Regions from separate parts of the Homo sapiens genome. Here all the other regions are linked to region 5. A link is a contact called in ENCODE Hi-C or POLR2A ChIA-PET data. All regions are on one chromosome and are shown on one strand. The core of a region is the stretch at or near the end of the contact, and the rest is flanking DNA. Distances in the headings are between cores, read along the strand shown. Region 1 overlaps RALY (RALY heterogeneous nuclear ribonucleoprotein). Region 2 overlaps ZNF341-AS1 (ZNF341 antisense RNA 1). Region 3 holds the start of E2F1 (E2F transcription factor 1). Region 4 holds the start of ZNF341 (zinc finger protein 341). Region 5 has its middle 60 kb from the start of RALY.

Region 1 (2,700 bases), core at 98-2,597, 150 kb after region 5:
GAGCCCATGGTGGAGGCTGAGGCCCTGAGGCCATGAGATGCAGGCATGGGGTGAGAAACAGGCCCCTTGGAATTGGGCTGGGCCTTGGCCCAGCTTAGTCAAATCAAAAGGCTTCTATTTGGAGAGCTGAAGAGGGTGTACAGAGGAAGGGGCTAGGTCTGCAAGGAGTGCCTCATCTCCCTGAAGAGCTCTCAGTGGAACATACTTCACCCATCCATGTACCCACATCTTTCCTTGCCCAGAAGGCGAGAGCCAGCTATAACAGACCCATTTCAATACCCTGGCAAGTCATTACTGCCCTTAGCTCTTGGTGTCCCCATCTGTGAAACATGGGGGACAGCTGCTAGCCTGGATTGGAACTTGGGCAAAGTCCAAAGAATGGGATTTAGAGCTGAATGAACCTCACACTGAGGGCACAATAGCACTAGGCACTGCCCCCAGAGCCTAGTGCTATATGCCTGCTGCAGGTCCTACCCAAGCATGCTTTACTGAGGAACTCAACGTTTCAGAGCTTGAGGGTCAGGTTGATCATGGGCTTGTGACCATAGGCTTCCTTAGTATGCCAGGCTTGGAGAACCGTGAGAAAAGCAGGGAAGATACCTTCAAGGGTAGCAGGCATCAGCTCTACTCACCTTGGCCCATAAGGCTTTGCCTGGTCATGCTGGCACCGGGTCATATGCTGGACAGGGAGAACGAGAGTCCCATCCTGGAACTCCAGAAAAGCCCCTGGATGCTCCAGCCCCTGGGAAAGCACACAGCCAGGCCCTTGGGTGGGAGGTTGGCTTCTAACAGTGCATACACATGCCCTTCCTCTGAGTCGGGGCAGCAAAAACATCCATTCCGCTGCGCAACAGTTGTCATTTTTCTAACATCTGAAAACTCCAGAAGGAGATGGTGATAAATGTGGTACCGGATTCTGCCTAAAGGATCAGTCTTTAGATGTTTTCAGATTGAAAGCCTCATTTGTGATCCTCACAGCCATCTTGAAAGAATAGAGCAGCCAGTGGGTATACTGGATTGTGAGCTAAGAGGCCTGGGACTTTCCCCCTGTTGCTGCCAGCCAGGTTGATGACCCTGGGCAAGTCTTTTTCCTTACCAGGTCTCAGTTTCCTCAGCTGTAAAATGAGAGGTTGATCTGGATCAGGGATAGTAAATGGGCCTTTGTTCAGTTACTGACTGTTGTATAACAAACCACCCCCAAATTTAGTAGCCTTAATAAACATTTATTAGCTCCTGAGTGAGTGGCTTGGCAGTTTGGGCTGTGTTCAGTGTGGTGGTTCTTATCTCATCTGGGCCCTCGTGTGGCTGAAGTGAGCTGGCAGATCAGCTGGGGACTGGCTGGTCTCAGATGGCCTCGCCCGCCTGTCAGGTGGTTGGCTGGGCAACTGGGCCACACGTTCCAGCATCTAGCAGGCTGACCCAGGATTCTAGACATCATGGCTGAGTTCCAAAAACCGCAAGAGAAGACAAGCCCAGTATGCGAGTGCTCTTGAGGATATTGCTATGACGTATCTTTTGGCCAAAGTAAGTCACATGGCTAAGCCCAAATTCTTCTTAACAGGAGGAGCTTCAAAATATGGCCATATTTAAAAAATCTACCTCAGGACTCATTTCACTTGCCAACTCAGAACTTTTAGTAGCAGCTGCCTGGAGTGCCTTTTGAGGATCTGCAGCAATTTTCAGACTGTTTGGAAATACTGACATGATAGTTTGGCAGTTTCTCTTATGAGCATGGAATTCAAGTGTGGGCACGTGAGCGTCAGGTATTTGCCATCCCTGGCCAGGTTGACCCGTAAGGTCATAACCTGCCCCATAGGATGTTATATGCAGTAGGCCTGTCTGACAAGACCACAGAAATAGAGAAGGCAAAGCAGAGCAAAAGATTCTGAGCCAGGCATCCTTGGTTTTCATCCCAACCAGATCATTGATTGATTGAGGTTTTAGGCAAATCAAAATCCCTCCACCAGTAGCCAGATTCTTCATAATAAACTTCCTCCATAACAGTAAACCATTTCCTGAACACCTGCTGTTAAAAAGCACATTTTACATTTACTTAATCTCCACAACCACCCTCAGTAGGTGTAGTAAGGACTTCTGGTTACAAGTTACAGAAACTGAATTCAGTCCTGCTTAGTGGGAGGAAGTTTATTGGCTCACAAATTGTAAAGTCCAGGGATCTTCAGACATGGGGACTTGGGTTCAAAAGCTGCCATCGAGAATCCGGTTAGCCAGGCATGGTGACACGTGCCTGTAGTCCCCGCTACTTGGGGGACTACAGTGGGAGATCATTTGCACCTAGGAGGTTAATGCTGCGGTGAGCCATGATCCTGCCGCTGCACTCCAGCCTGGGTGACAAAGCGAGACCCCAACTCAAGGGGAAAAAATCTGGTTTTCGGGCAGGTTCCAAGAAGTGGTAGAGCATGGCCATAGGGCCTGTGAGAATAGAGGGACAGAGGGGAGAATCCCCAAAAGGAGAGCAAGGCTTGGCTAACAAAAACAGGCATCCACTGTGTGGTTATGTCTATTCTATAGATTTTGTAGATGAGGTTTAAAAGCATGGCCCCAAGTAAAGGTGGCATCTCTATCCTATCCTCGCCTTTATCTAAACTCTGTGACCGATCAATAGCATATGATGGTGGTGGTGCTCTGCCAGTCTCCCAGTCCCAGACTGAAGCACTAGCAGCTTCCACTTATTATCTC
Region 2 (2,700 bases), core at 146-2,645, 140 kb before region 5:
GTTGTCCTGGGGATCCAGTATGATGAAGTGCGCCAGGGGCTTGGCATGGTGCCCGGCACGCAGAAAGTGCTCAATAAATGTTTTTGTCATAACGTGTCCGGGTGGCCTGGGCCAAGCTGTGGCAGTTTCCTTCTTTGCCCCTAGGTGGCAGCACTCCCCCTCTGAAGCTTGTGGTGGCTGAGGGGTCCCAGGCCCCTCACACAGGGAGCCCTGGAGAGATGATAAGGGAAGCAAGGCTGGGCACGGCAGCTCATGCCTGTAATCCCAGCACTTTGGGAGGCCAAGGTGGGCTGATCACCTGAGATCAGGAGTTTGAGACCAGTCTGGCCAACATGGCAAAACCTCGTCTCTAGTAAAAATACAAAAATTAACCGGGTGTGGTGGTGCACACCTGTATTCCCAGCTACTTGGGAGGCTGAGGCGGGAGAATCACTTGAACCCAGGAGACAGAGGTTGCAGTGAGCTGAGATCGTGCCACTGCACTCCAGTGTGGGAGACAGAGTGAGACCCTGTCTCAAAAAAAAAAAAAAAAAATTAGCTGGGCATGGTGGTGGGTGCCTGCAGTCCCAGATATGCTGGAGGCTAATGTGGGAGGATCACTTGAGCCCAGGAGGTTGAGGCTGCAGTGAGCTGAGATTGTGCCACTGCATTCCAGCCTGGGCAACTGAGCAAGACCCTGTCTCAAAGATTTAAAAAAAAAGAAAAGAAACGAAAAAAAAGAAAGGAAATTGGGAACACCCATCCACAGAAAACAGTCCAGGACAACACCCCATGGGGGTCGGGGTTTGTACTCACTTGTGGGAATTCAGGATAGTTAGCCACCTCCAAATCCGTTGTAAACAAGATCAGAAATCCCTCTCGTGTCGGCATCTGGAGGCCATCAATGTCACCGCGTCCAGTGCTTCCTCCTACCTCTCAGCTGGTCCCGGTGGGAGGTGGACCGGGCTCATGAGGAGGCGGGAAGGAGAAAAGGGCCTTGACTAGTGTTTTCCTGTTTATCTTCACAGCCACCCTTCTGGGCTGTTGGACTCCATTTGATGACTGAATTGTTTTGAAGGCTGGCAGGTCCCTCAGGCATCTGTGTTGGATCTCAGGGCTGGAACTCAGAGCCAGGCCCAGCTTCCCACATCCTCAGGAAGGGTGTGACGCGGCAGGAGGGACAGAGTTGATGGGGGTGAGGTGTGTAAGTGTACCGGCCTGCACAAAGGCCCGAGGGGGACTGGTGGGGACAGGAAGTCAGAGGGGATGCCCCTGGAGCTGGGCCTTGGCCCGGGGTGCTTTGATGGGTGGATGGATAGGGGAAGGTGTGCTGGGTGAGAGCAGGGCGCGTGCAAACACCTTGGGGTGGGACAGTGCCAGGCCTGCTATGTTCTGGGGCCGGCGGATGTTCCAGGGTGACCAGAGGTCTCAGAGGAGTAGGTGGATAATGATCATGGCTGTTGCTTCACCTTCTCCACACGAGGGACACTGTGCCAGGCTATTTACAGTCACGTCGCCTCAGCCTGTCATGTGAGTGCTGTTACTTTCTGTATTTTACAGCTGAGAAAACCCAGGCCCAGAGGGGTAAACTTCCTTACCCAAGCTCACACAGCCAGGAAAGCTGCAGAGCTGGGACTCAAGCCACGGCAGCCTGCCTCCATGGGTTCTTAGCCACTTTCCACGATTGAAGTGTGGGTTGATGAATCAGAGAGGGCCTTAGATGTGGGTTAAGGAATCTGGACTTTATTCTCCACATAATGAAGGGGAGTCATGGGAGACAGTGAACATTTTTAAAAGTTGTAACAATGGCATTGAAAGAAATGTGAAGAACGACATCTTCAGCCGGGTGTGGTGGCTCACTCCTATAATCCCAGCACTTTGGGAGGCCGAGGCGGGTGGATCACCCGATGTCAGGAGTTTGAGACTATCCTGGCCAACATGGTGAAACCCCATCTCTACTAATAATACAAAAAAATTAGCTGGGCGTGGTGGCACATGCCAGTAATCTCAGCTACTTGGGAGGCTGAGGCAGGAGAATCGCTTGAACCCGGGAGGCAGAGTTTGCAGTGAGCTGAGATCCCGTGACATTGCACTCCAATCTGGGTGACAAGAGTGAAACTCCATCTCAAAAAAAGAAAAAAAAATGACATCTTCTTCCTAATATAACTATTTAAGTGGTTTTTCTATAGCTTCTTCCTGTCAGTGCACACAGGCATACACGTCTACTGGTAATCACGAGAACTAACATTTATTAGTTATCGAATGAATGCCTGGCACCATCCCCAGCACCTCAATGTAGGCACTACTTTTAAGCCCATTTTGCAGCTGAGATGAGGCAACAGGCACATTAAGGTTAAGCAGCCCAAAGTCACACAGGAGGGAAGTAGCAGAGCCAAGCCACAGATAAGGACATACCAAGATCAGCTATAATGTTTAACAGAAAGTTGGTGACAAATCCCAGCACTTTGAGAGGCCGAGGCAGGCAGATCACGAGGACAGGATATCAAGACCATCCTGGCTAACATGGTGAAACCCTGTCTCTACTAAAAATACAAAAAATTAGCCAGATGTGGTGGCCCTGGAGCTGGTCCCAGCTACTTGGGAGGCTGAGGCAGGAGAATCGCTTGAACCTGGGAGGCGGAGGTTGCAGTGAGCCGAGATCATGCCACTGCTCTCCAGCTTGGGGGAGAGCAAGACTCTGTCTCATTAAATAAATAAATA
Region 3 (2,702 bases), core at 78-2,577, 250 kb before region 5:
TCTGGGCCCTCCAGTCTGAATTCGTCTTGAGCTCAGCGATCAGGGAGGGCTTTATTAAAGGATCTCCCTGAGACATTTTCTCTCCTGGCACTGGGGGCCTCCTCTCCAGCTCCCAGAGGCCCAGCCCACCTAGTCCTTCTACAGAGACTCAGGGGTCGGCCTGCCTGATTAATGAGGTTCCATGGCAACCAGGGCCTGGGAGGGTGGAGGGTGGCAGATGGAAGGACAGGCAGAGGGAGGGGATCAGCAGCTGGTCCAGCTGCCCCGCCCCTGCAGAGAAGGCCTCCCAGCCAGGAGGGCTGTCCCCAGAGGCCTGGCCGGCCAGGCCTGCACCTGGCAGTCAGCATCGAGGCAGGAAGGAGGGTCTCCTCAATGGCTCACCAACGGTTAGGCCCCAGGACTTTCCTCCGCCCCGCCTTCACTTCCCCTAGCAGCTGTGCTCACTACCGAGATGCAAATTCTGAGCTGAAGCCAGCAGGCCTCAGTTCAAATCCCAGCCCCACCACCTGCAGCCGTGTGACCAGGGGCAAGTCACTTTCCCTCTCTGGGCCTCAGTTCCTCCTCCGTCAGATGGGCACAGTGACAACACAGCTCACAGCGGGGTTGTGAGTTTTAGCTGGCTTGAAGTCGCCCAAAGGCCTGGCATGCAGTAAACGCCAGTTGAATACACGTGGGCTATTATTATCACTGAGTCCGACGCTGGGGAGGCTCCGGTGAGGAAGCTGAGGCGCAGAGCACAGAGCAGCAAACAGGGACCGGCCCGAGGTCACCCCGCACCCCAGGGCGGGGCCCGGAGGCCCAACCCCGGCTCTGCACCGCCCAGCCTGGGCGCCTCAGTCAACCCCTCCCCCGCCCCCTGCCGCCTCCAGGCCAAACACGGCGCCCTCCCGGGTCTGCGCGGGGGGCACAGGCGGCGCTGTCGGCGCGGCGTCCCTGGGGTCCGTACCGGCGGGCGGCCGAGCGCGGGCCGCGGCGCACTGGGTGTGGGCCGGGGCGCCTGCGGTGTGGCGAAGAGCAGCAGGTCAGGGTCGCAGGGGCCGGCGGCGGGCGCCGCGGGGCCGGTGGGAGCCGGCGGGGCGCTGGCGTCCTGCGCGGCGGAGATGATGACGATCTGCGAGGAGTCGAGCAGCCGCAGCGCGCCGGCCCCGAGCAGGGCCTCCAGCGCCGGCGCGCATGGGCCGCCCGCAGGGGCCCCGGCCAAGGCCATGACGCTCACGGCCCGCGCGGCCCGGGTGACAGGCGGCGGCGGCGGCGCGGGCCCATGGCGGCAGGCCTCGGCGAGGGCTCGATCCCGCTCCGCCCCCGGCCGCCGCTGCCTGCAAAGTCCCGGCCACTTTTACGCGCCAAATCCTTTTTGCCGCGAAAGAGCCACGAGCCGCCGAGCGCCGCCACAATTGGCTGCCCCGGCCGTGACGGGAACAACGGCGGCGGTTCCTATTGGCTTTAACGCGCCGGACCCGGCGGCGAGGGGCGGGATGGGGCGGCGGCGCGGGGCGGTACGGCCAATGGCGGGGCGGGGCGCGCGCAGGCTTTGTCCGGATGGTACCAGGCGCGGTGTGACTCCCCGCCCCCAGCCCGGGCGTCCCCTGCTGGAGGCGTGGGGACACCGGAACATAGGCCCCGCCCCGCCCCGACGCTCCCGCATCCCACTGACCTTTCTATAGTGCAGGTTCAGAACAGAGCCTCTCTTCTGCACGTGACCCTCAACCTGTAGCCCCCAACAGCCTCAGCTTAGATTTCCAGAGACTGTCCCCTCTTCTTTTCAGGATCATCAGTTCCACAGCCCAGCCATCAGCCACCTCTTCCATCCTCAACTTGCCTCACCCATGACATTATCCTAATCCTGCACCCAGCCCTATCCCGCTCACCCAGAGCCCAAGCTGAAGAGCGGTGCCTGGAAATGGCGAGGGGGACGTCGGGCTTTCCTGCAAGTCCCATTTTAGCCAAAATCTCCAACAGCCAACGTATAGCATCTGCTTGAACTCATTCATTCCCTCACTCATTCAACAAACGTTTGGAGAGCTTGCTCTGTGCCCCATCCTCAATTCGTGGCCCTAAGGAGCTCACAGTCCAGTAGACAGGGGAACAGAAAGGTAACAGACGTTTACAATACGATGAAGTGGCGTCTGGGCGCGGTGGCTCACCACCGGAATCCCTGTAATCAGCTGGCGGGGTGGATCGCATGAGCCCAGGAGTTCGAGACCAGCCTGATCAACATGGTGAAGACCCATCTCTACAAAAAATACAAAAATTAGCCAGGCATGGTGGCGTGTGCCCGTAGTCCCAGCTACTTGGGAGGCTGAGGTGGGAGGATTGCTTGAGCCCGAGAAGTCGAGGCTGCAGTGAGCTATGATCATGCCACTGCACACCAGCCTGGGCGACAGAGCGAGATCCTGTCTCTAAAACAAAAAAAGAAAACACATCACTTCTAGGGAGCCCTCCCAAGGATTTACTCACTTCCTCTATTGCCCACTGCTGCCTCTGCTCCAATGCTGACCACACACACTCCTTTTCTCCATCTGCCTCCCCTGCCAATCTAGGAGCTCAGTAGCGACTCCTCCCAACACTGGTCTGGCCCAGAGCAGGCGCTGAGAAAGGTTATGAAAGAAACAGAGGCTAAGCCAGAGGCTGCCTAGACTGTGACAAGGAGACCACGGTTCTGCAAGGGTGGTCCTTAGGCCACTGGCTTCAGAACCACGTGG
Region 4 (2,700 bases), core at 18-2,517, 200 kb before region 5:
ACTCCCTGGTTCAAGCAATTCTCCTGCCTCAGCCTCCCAAGTAACTGGGATTACAGGCACGTGCCACCATGCCCAGATAATTTTTATATTTTTAGTAGAGACGGGGTTTCACTAGGTTGGCCAGGATGGTCTCGAACTCCTGACCTCGTGATCCGCCTGCCTCGGCCTCCCAAAGTGCTGGGATTACAGGCATGAGCCGCCGCGCCTGGCCTAATGTCGGTCTTTCTTCCCACCTCTAACTCCATGGGAAAGGACCACCATGTCTCTAGAGCTATTACGGGACTTGGTGCATAGCAGGCCGTTAATAAGCAGTTGATGGAGGATGAATGAAGATGAGAGGGGTCTGTGTGTGTAGGGGAAGTCCCAGTGAGGAGCACCTCTCATTCTGTGAGACCTGGATAGGACCCCTCGGAGGCTGGGCTAGGAGTGGCTGGGGTGGGTGTTGGGGGTTTATGTGACAGAAATGGGGTCCCAACAAGCAGGGATGGAGGGTGAAGAGATGGAGTTACTTAAGAGATAATGGGATCCCCAGCACGGAGACCCACGCCTGTAATCCCAGTGCTTTGGGAGGCCGAGACGTGAGGATCGCTGGAGGCCAGAAGTTGACACCAGCCTGGACAAAATAGTGAGACCCTGATCTCTACAAAAAAATAAAAATAAAAATTAGTAGGACATGGTGGCGTGTGCCGGTAGTCCCCGCTACTCTGGAGGCTGAGGCGGGCTCCCAACAGGCAGAGTTGAGCAGGGTAGTAGGGGCGGGAAGTCTCTAATAGGGGATGAGGGATGGGAATCTATGTTGTACAGCCTGGAGATCCCTGTGACAGTTGGGTGGTCTGGGTGAGATGGGATAGGGGTCATGGTTTGTTGCAGAGTCGGGGTATACTGTGCTCAGCGGAAATGGGGTCCGTGCAGCAGACCTGGAGGACTCACGTGCTGTGGGAATGGGGGATTCTGTGTCAGAGCTGGGGGGTCGGGTCCGGTGAGATGGGGATGCGGATTTAGATAATAGGGATGGGAAGTTCCGCGTGTGCGGCGGATATAAGGTCGGTGTAGACTTGGTCGTTCAAGTGAGGCGGGGTCCACACTCGGTGGCCCGGTGACTGGGTTATCGAGTGGAGCCAGGGCAGCCCAGAGATGCTGGGGTCCCGCGAGCCTAGGTTGGGTTTCCAGGGCTGGGGGCTCGGCGGCGGCTCCTGGGCGCCCCCTGGCGGCCCCGACTCAACCGCCACGGCTCCCACAATGCTCGCGTAGCCGGGCTTCGGTTCCTGTGGCGGCGACGGCGGCGGCTCCAAGATGGCGCAGGCGATCTTTGAGGCCCTGGAGGGTGAGCGGCGGCGGGGCCGGCGGAGGCGGCTGTTCCGCGCTGCGCCCCCTCCCGCCGCGCCCTCGCAGCGCCCGGCCTAGGGCGCGCAGCGGCCGCGGGGCGGAGGGCGCCGGGGCTGGAACAGCCGCGGGGCGGGAGGGGCGCGGGCGGGAACAGCGCGGGAGCCGAGGCCCGGCGGGGGAGCTCCGGGGCCGGAACAGCCGGGGAGAGCCAGGCCGGCGGGGAGGGGGCTCGGGTCCGGAACAGCGCCAGCCTGGGCGGCCTTGGGCGGGCGCGGGAGGGGCTCCCTGCAGGGAACTGCGCGGGAGGCGACGGCGGGGCGGTCTGGAACAGCCGCGGCCAGGGAGGCGGCTTGGCGGCGCGCGGGGCCCGGGACGGGGGTGCGGTCGCAGCTGCGGGCAGGAGGGCCTCGGCGGCCTGACCACGAAGAACTTCTGCGGAGCGGACTGTATGCCTCGTGCTAGGACGTAGTCTCAAAATCAGACCACAGCAGCAGAGGCGCCACCTGTGTGCACAGCCTGGACTCAGAGCTTAGGGACCCAAGCCAGCAAACACCTGGCGCCTGCAGTGCGCACCGTGGCCGGTGCAGTTTTACAAATTAAACTGACACCGTGGGTGCTGGCGCGGTGTGCCCGGCCGGGACGCGGTGTTCCCAGACCCAGGCCAGCAAACGCTGGGTGCCGACAGACTGTTCCGTGCTCTGCAAGAACCTGGGATGGGGTTGGTGCTCAGGCTCAAAACTGTGGGCTTTGGAGACAGCAAACACTGAGCACCTCCATGTGTGCATCTGCTGGGCGTCGGGGAGGAAGGGCAGCCTTAGCGACTCGGGGCCATGGCGCAGAATAGATATTGTGGGAAATACAGACCAAGAATGGTCTTGGAGGAGTGGGATGAGATGAGTATACAGATAGGGTGCAAACTCGAAGTACTGGACTGGCGGGATGAAGCTGAAGCTTTGAGTCCTGCAGCTTCCTAGGAGATCTCAGCCACTCCCTGCACTTTTTAATTTTTTGAGACGGAGTCTCACTCTGTCGCCCAGGCTGGAGTGCAGTGGCGCGATCTCGGCTCACTGCAACCTCCCCCTCCCAGGTTTGAGCGATTCTCGTGCCTCCGCCTCCTGAGTAGCTGGGACTATAGGCGTGCACCACCACACCCGGCTAATTTCCTTTTTTTTTTTTTTTTTTGAGACAGAGTCTTGCTCTGTTGCCCAGGCTGGAGTGCAGTGGAGCGATCTCGGCTCACTGCAACCTCCGCTTCCCGGGGTTCACGCCATTCTTCTGCTTCTTCTGCCTCAGCCTCGAGAGCAGCTGAGACTACAGGCATCCGCCACCACGCCCGGCTAATTTTTTTTTTTTTTTGTATTTTAAGTAGAGACG
Region 5 (2,700 bases), core at 169-2,668:
GTTTGTGGTATCACTGAGGAAGCAAATCCCAAACTAATAGAAGTTGCATGTAATGTAAAATAGCAATTAATCTCCATCATGAAGGGTAAGAAAAATTAACAAACCGCTGTTCAAATATTTATTAGGAGGAGAGACTGGACAGATATTCTTAGTCTATTACTGGGGGCAATTGAAATACAAGGAAACTGGGCTGGGCGCGGTGGCTCACGCCTATAGTCCTAGCACTTTGGGAGGCCGAGGCGGGTGGATTACCTGAGGTTGGGAGTTTAACACCAGCCTGACCAACATGGAGAAACCCCATCTCTACTAAAAATTCAAAATCAGCTGGGTGTGGTGGTGCATGCCTATAATCCCAGCTACTTTGGGAGGCTGAGGCAGGAGAATCGCTTGAACTCGGGAGGCAGAGGTTATGGTGAGCCGAGATCCTGCCATTGCACCCAAGCCTGGACAACAAGAGCAAAACTCTGTCTCAAAAAAAAAAAAAAAAACCAAGGAAACTGTCTGGTCCGTAACTGGGCATGGGGATGGGGTGGGCTTAGAAATGATTCCAGTAGGTGAGGGGTTCAGTGCCAGCCCAGGTGGGTGGGGAGGGGTGAGACCTGTGGTCTCTTTGACATATTAGAGTGGTGGGCAACTTCTGGATGCTTCTTCTCACCTCTTCTTGCTGAAATCAGGTTATGGTTGTTCAGCCTGACATGATGGCCATCTTCGACACAGGCAGGAGGATTCTGGCCCCTGCTCCAGCCAGAGGTTTAGCCCTGAACCCCAGCCTTGACCCCTCCTACCGTTGTCCTGCCTCTATGTTCCCTTCATCTACCTCCTCTTTTTGATGGCCTTGGCAATTCTTTTTTGTTTTTTTTTGAGATTGGAGTCTCATTCTGTAGCCCAGGCTGGAGTGCAGTGGTGCAACCTTGGCTCACTGCAACCTCGGCTCACTGCAACCTCCACCTCCCGGGTTCAAGTGATTCTCCTGCATCAGCTAGAGAATCGAGTAGCTGGGATTACAGGCACCCACCACCACGCCCAGCTAATTTTTTTTTTTTTTTTTTTTTTGTATTTATAGTAGAGATGGGGTTTCACCGTGTTGGCCAGGCTTGTCTCAAACTCCTGACTTCAAGTGATCCGCCCACCTCGGCCTCCCAAAGTGCTAGGATTACAGTTGTTAGCCACTGCAATTGGCCTAGGCAATTCTTAACAACTCTGGATTTTTCCCTACAAATGCTGAGCCACTCCCACAGGATTACCAACCACCTGTCCTCCTCCTACCAATACCCCACCTAAGACCTAGATAAAGGTGATGATAAAGGCTGGCACCTGGAAAACAAGGGTTCAGGCTTCCTTTCCCAGCTGAGGGAGATGCCTCCAAAGATGGCCGCCAACAACGCCTCCTGTCCCTGGACACGCAGGCTCCTGTCAAGAGGTGGCACTATTTCTCCTCCCTAGAATTTGGGCTGGCCTTGTGACCTGCTTTCACTTGTGCCGGTTCCATGCCTGGCTTGTAAGAGGCCTAGCAGCTTCTGTTCTCTTGGAGCCCTGAGCCACTGAGAAAGAAATCCAACTAACCTTCTGGAGACAGGCCCAGCCAGGGCCCAGCCGGTCCAACTACTCCTTGACAACCAAGGCTGCCACAAAGACAGGATAGAGGAAGGAACACAGAGGCAGGGCAATGGGAGGAGCCATTTAAGGCTGAGGTTCAGGGATGAGCCCCTGGATAGGGAAGGGGCCAGAACCTTTCTATGTGTGTCTTGAATGTTCCAGCTCCAGCTGAATGTGGGAGTGATCCCCAAAAATACCTTGTGGAGCAGAACTTCCCGTCTGCGTCTGGACATCCCTTAGAACCATAAGAAATAACTGTAATGAAGGCCAGGCCCGGTGGCTCACACCTGTAATCCCAGCACTTTGGGAGGCTCAGGTGGATAACCTGAGGTCGAGAGGTTGAGACCAGCCAGACCAACACCGAGAAACCCAGTCTCTACTAAAAATACAAAATTAGCCAGGTGTGGTGGCGCATGCCTCCCAGCTACTTGGGAGCCTGAAGCAGGAGAATTGCTTGAACCTGGGAGGCGGAGGTTGCGGTGAGCTGAGATTGAGCCATTGCCCTCCAGCCTGGGCAACAAGAGTGAAACTCTGTCCCAAAAAGAAAGGAAGGAAGGAAGGAAGGGAGGGAGGGAGGGTGGACTGTAATGGTTAATACTGAGTGTCAACTTGATTGGATTGAAGGATACAAAGTATTGATCCTGGGTGTGCCTGTGAGGGTGTTACCAAAGGAGATTAACATTTGAGTCAGTGGGCTGGAAAAGGCAGACCCACCCTCAATCTGGGTGGATAGCATCTAATCAGCTGCCAGCATGGCTAGAATATAAAGCAGGCAGAAAAAAGTGAAAAGGTGAGATGGGCCTAGCGTCCCAGCCTACATCTTTCTCCTCTGCTGGATGCTTCCTGCCCTTGAGCATCCAAGTTCTTCAGTTTTGGGACTCAGACTGGCTCTCTGCTCCTCAGCTTACAGACGGCCTATCGTGGGACCTTGTGATTATGTGAGTTAATACTTAATAAACTCTCCTTTATATATATATATATATACATATATATATCCTATTTGTTCTGACCCTCTAGAGAACCGTGACTAATACAATAAACATCATCATTTTAAGCCACTGAGATTTGGAGTGGAGTAGCGTATTAAATAGCAATAGGTAACTG

Evidence for each region. Hi-C counts contacts between places; a loop is a spot of excess contacts on that map. ChIA-PET counts read pairs that join two places held with the same protein, here RNA polymerase II (POLR2A). Pooled maps may share reads with other maps.
Region 1: a pooled map shows a loop between it and region 5 (8-fold over the local background). The contact joins two enhancer-like sites. A Hi-C loop is called at or near these places in 35 of 168 maps with a recorded cell type or tissue (A673, CD4-positive, alpha-beta T cell, CD8-positive, alpha-beta T cell and 26 more), 10 of 37 single-sample maps with no recorded cell type and 19 of 50 pooled maps. POLR2A ChIA-PET finds 5 or more read pairs at or near these places in 5 of 52 experiments (AG04450, CD8-positive, alpha-beta memory T cell, activated CD4-positive, alpha-beta T cell and 2 more).
Region 2: a loop to region 5 is called in a pooled map, with 5 times the contacts of the local background. The contact joins two enhancer-like sites. A Hi-C loop is called at or near these places in 1 of 168 maps with a recorded cell type or tissue (K562) and 5 of 50 pooled maps. POLR2A ChIA-PET finds 5 or more read pairs at or near these places in 4 of 52 experiments (Caco-2, GM12878, activated naive CD8-positive, alpha-beta T cell and 1 more).
Region 3: a pooled map shows a loop between it and region 5 (2.3-fold over the local background). The contact joins the promoter of E2F1 here to the enhancer-like site in region 5. A Hi-C loop is called at or near these places in 1 of 50 pooled maps. POLR2A ChIA-PET finds 5 or more read pairs at or near these places in 3 of 52 experiments (A673, OCI-LY7 and activated T-cell).
Region 4: a loop to region 5 is called in a pooled map, with 3 times the contacts of the local background. The contact joins the promoter of ZNF341 here to the enhancer-like site in region 5. A Hi-C loop is called at or near these places in 2 of 50 pooled maps. POLR2A ChIA-PET finds 5 or more read pairs at or near these places in 2 of 52 experiments (MCF 10A and RWPE1).

What each region holds. Positions count from the first base shown.
Region 1 is chr20:34,081,949-34,084,648 of GRCh38, forward strand. It overlaps RALY (RALY heterogeneous nuclear ribonucleoprotein), which reads left to right. Exons shown (of 10, transcript NM_016732.3): 10 at 1-2,700. Among named protein-coding and RNA genes, the nearest start is that of EIF2S2, 29 kb to the right of the region's middle. Within about 2 kb of position 1,348, at least 20 of the 41 ENCODE cell types and tissues checked have a DNase peak (open chromatin) inside an H3K27ac peak, as active enhancers do; they include ascending aorta, dorsolateral prefrontal cortex, thyroid gland and 1 more, where a contact is called at or near this core.
Region 2 is chr20:33,792,174-33,794,873 of GRCh38, forward strand. The region is part of intron 3 of ZNF341-AS1 (ZNF341 antisense RNA 1); the gene reads right to left. ZNF341 (zinc finger protein 341) reads left to right here. Exons shown (of 15, transcript NM_001282933.2): 15 at 1-96. Among named protein-coding and RNA genes, the nearest start is that of ZNF341-AS1, 18 kb to the right of the region's middle. RefSeq lists an enhancer at 1-264. Within about 2 kb of position 1,396, at least 14 of the 41 ENCODE cell types and tissues checked have a DNase peak (open chromatin) inside an H3K27ac peak, as active enhancers do.
Region 3 is chr20:33,685,058-33,687,759 of GRCh38, forward strand. It overlaps E2F1 (E2F transcription factor 1), which reads right to left and starts at 1,328. Exons shown (of 7, transcript NM_005225.3): 1 at 947-1,328. The coding sequence starts at 1,207. RefSeq lists silencers at 698-1,057, 1,168-1,667.
Region 4 is chr20:33,730,729-33,733,428 of GRCh38, forward strand. ZNF341 (zinc finger protein 341) reads left to right here and starts at 1,268. Exons shown (of 15, transcript NM_001282933.2): 1 at 1,268-1,324. The coding sequence starts at 1,294. It overlaps LOC124904890 (a long non-coding RNA gene), which reads right to left and starts at 1,255. Exons shown (of 2, transcript XR_007067569.1): 1 at 918-1,255. RefSeq lists enhancers at 839-898, 909-968, 2,637-2,700 and a silencer at 1,079-1,788.
Region 5 is chr20:33,932,198-33,934,897 of GRCh38, forward strand. No RefSeq gene overlaps it. Among named protein-coding and RNA genes, the nearest start is that of RALY, 60 kb to the right of the region's middle. RefSeq lists an enhancer at 1,001-1,501. Within about 2 kb of position 1,419, at least 7 of the 41 ENCODE cell types and tissues checked have a DNase peak (open chromatin) inside an H3K27ac peak, as active enhancers do; they include ascending aorta, dorsolateral prefrontal cortex, thyroid gland and 1 more, where a contact is called at or near this core.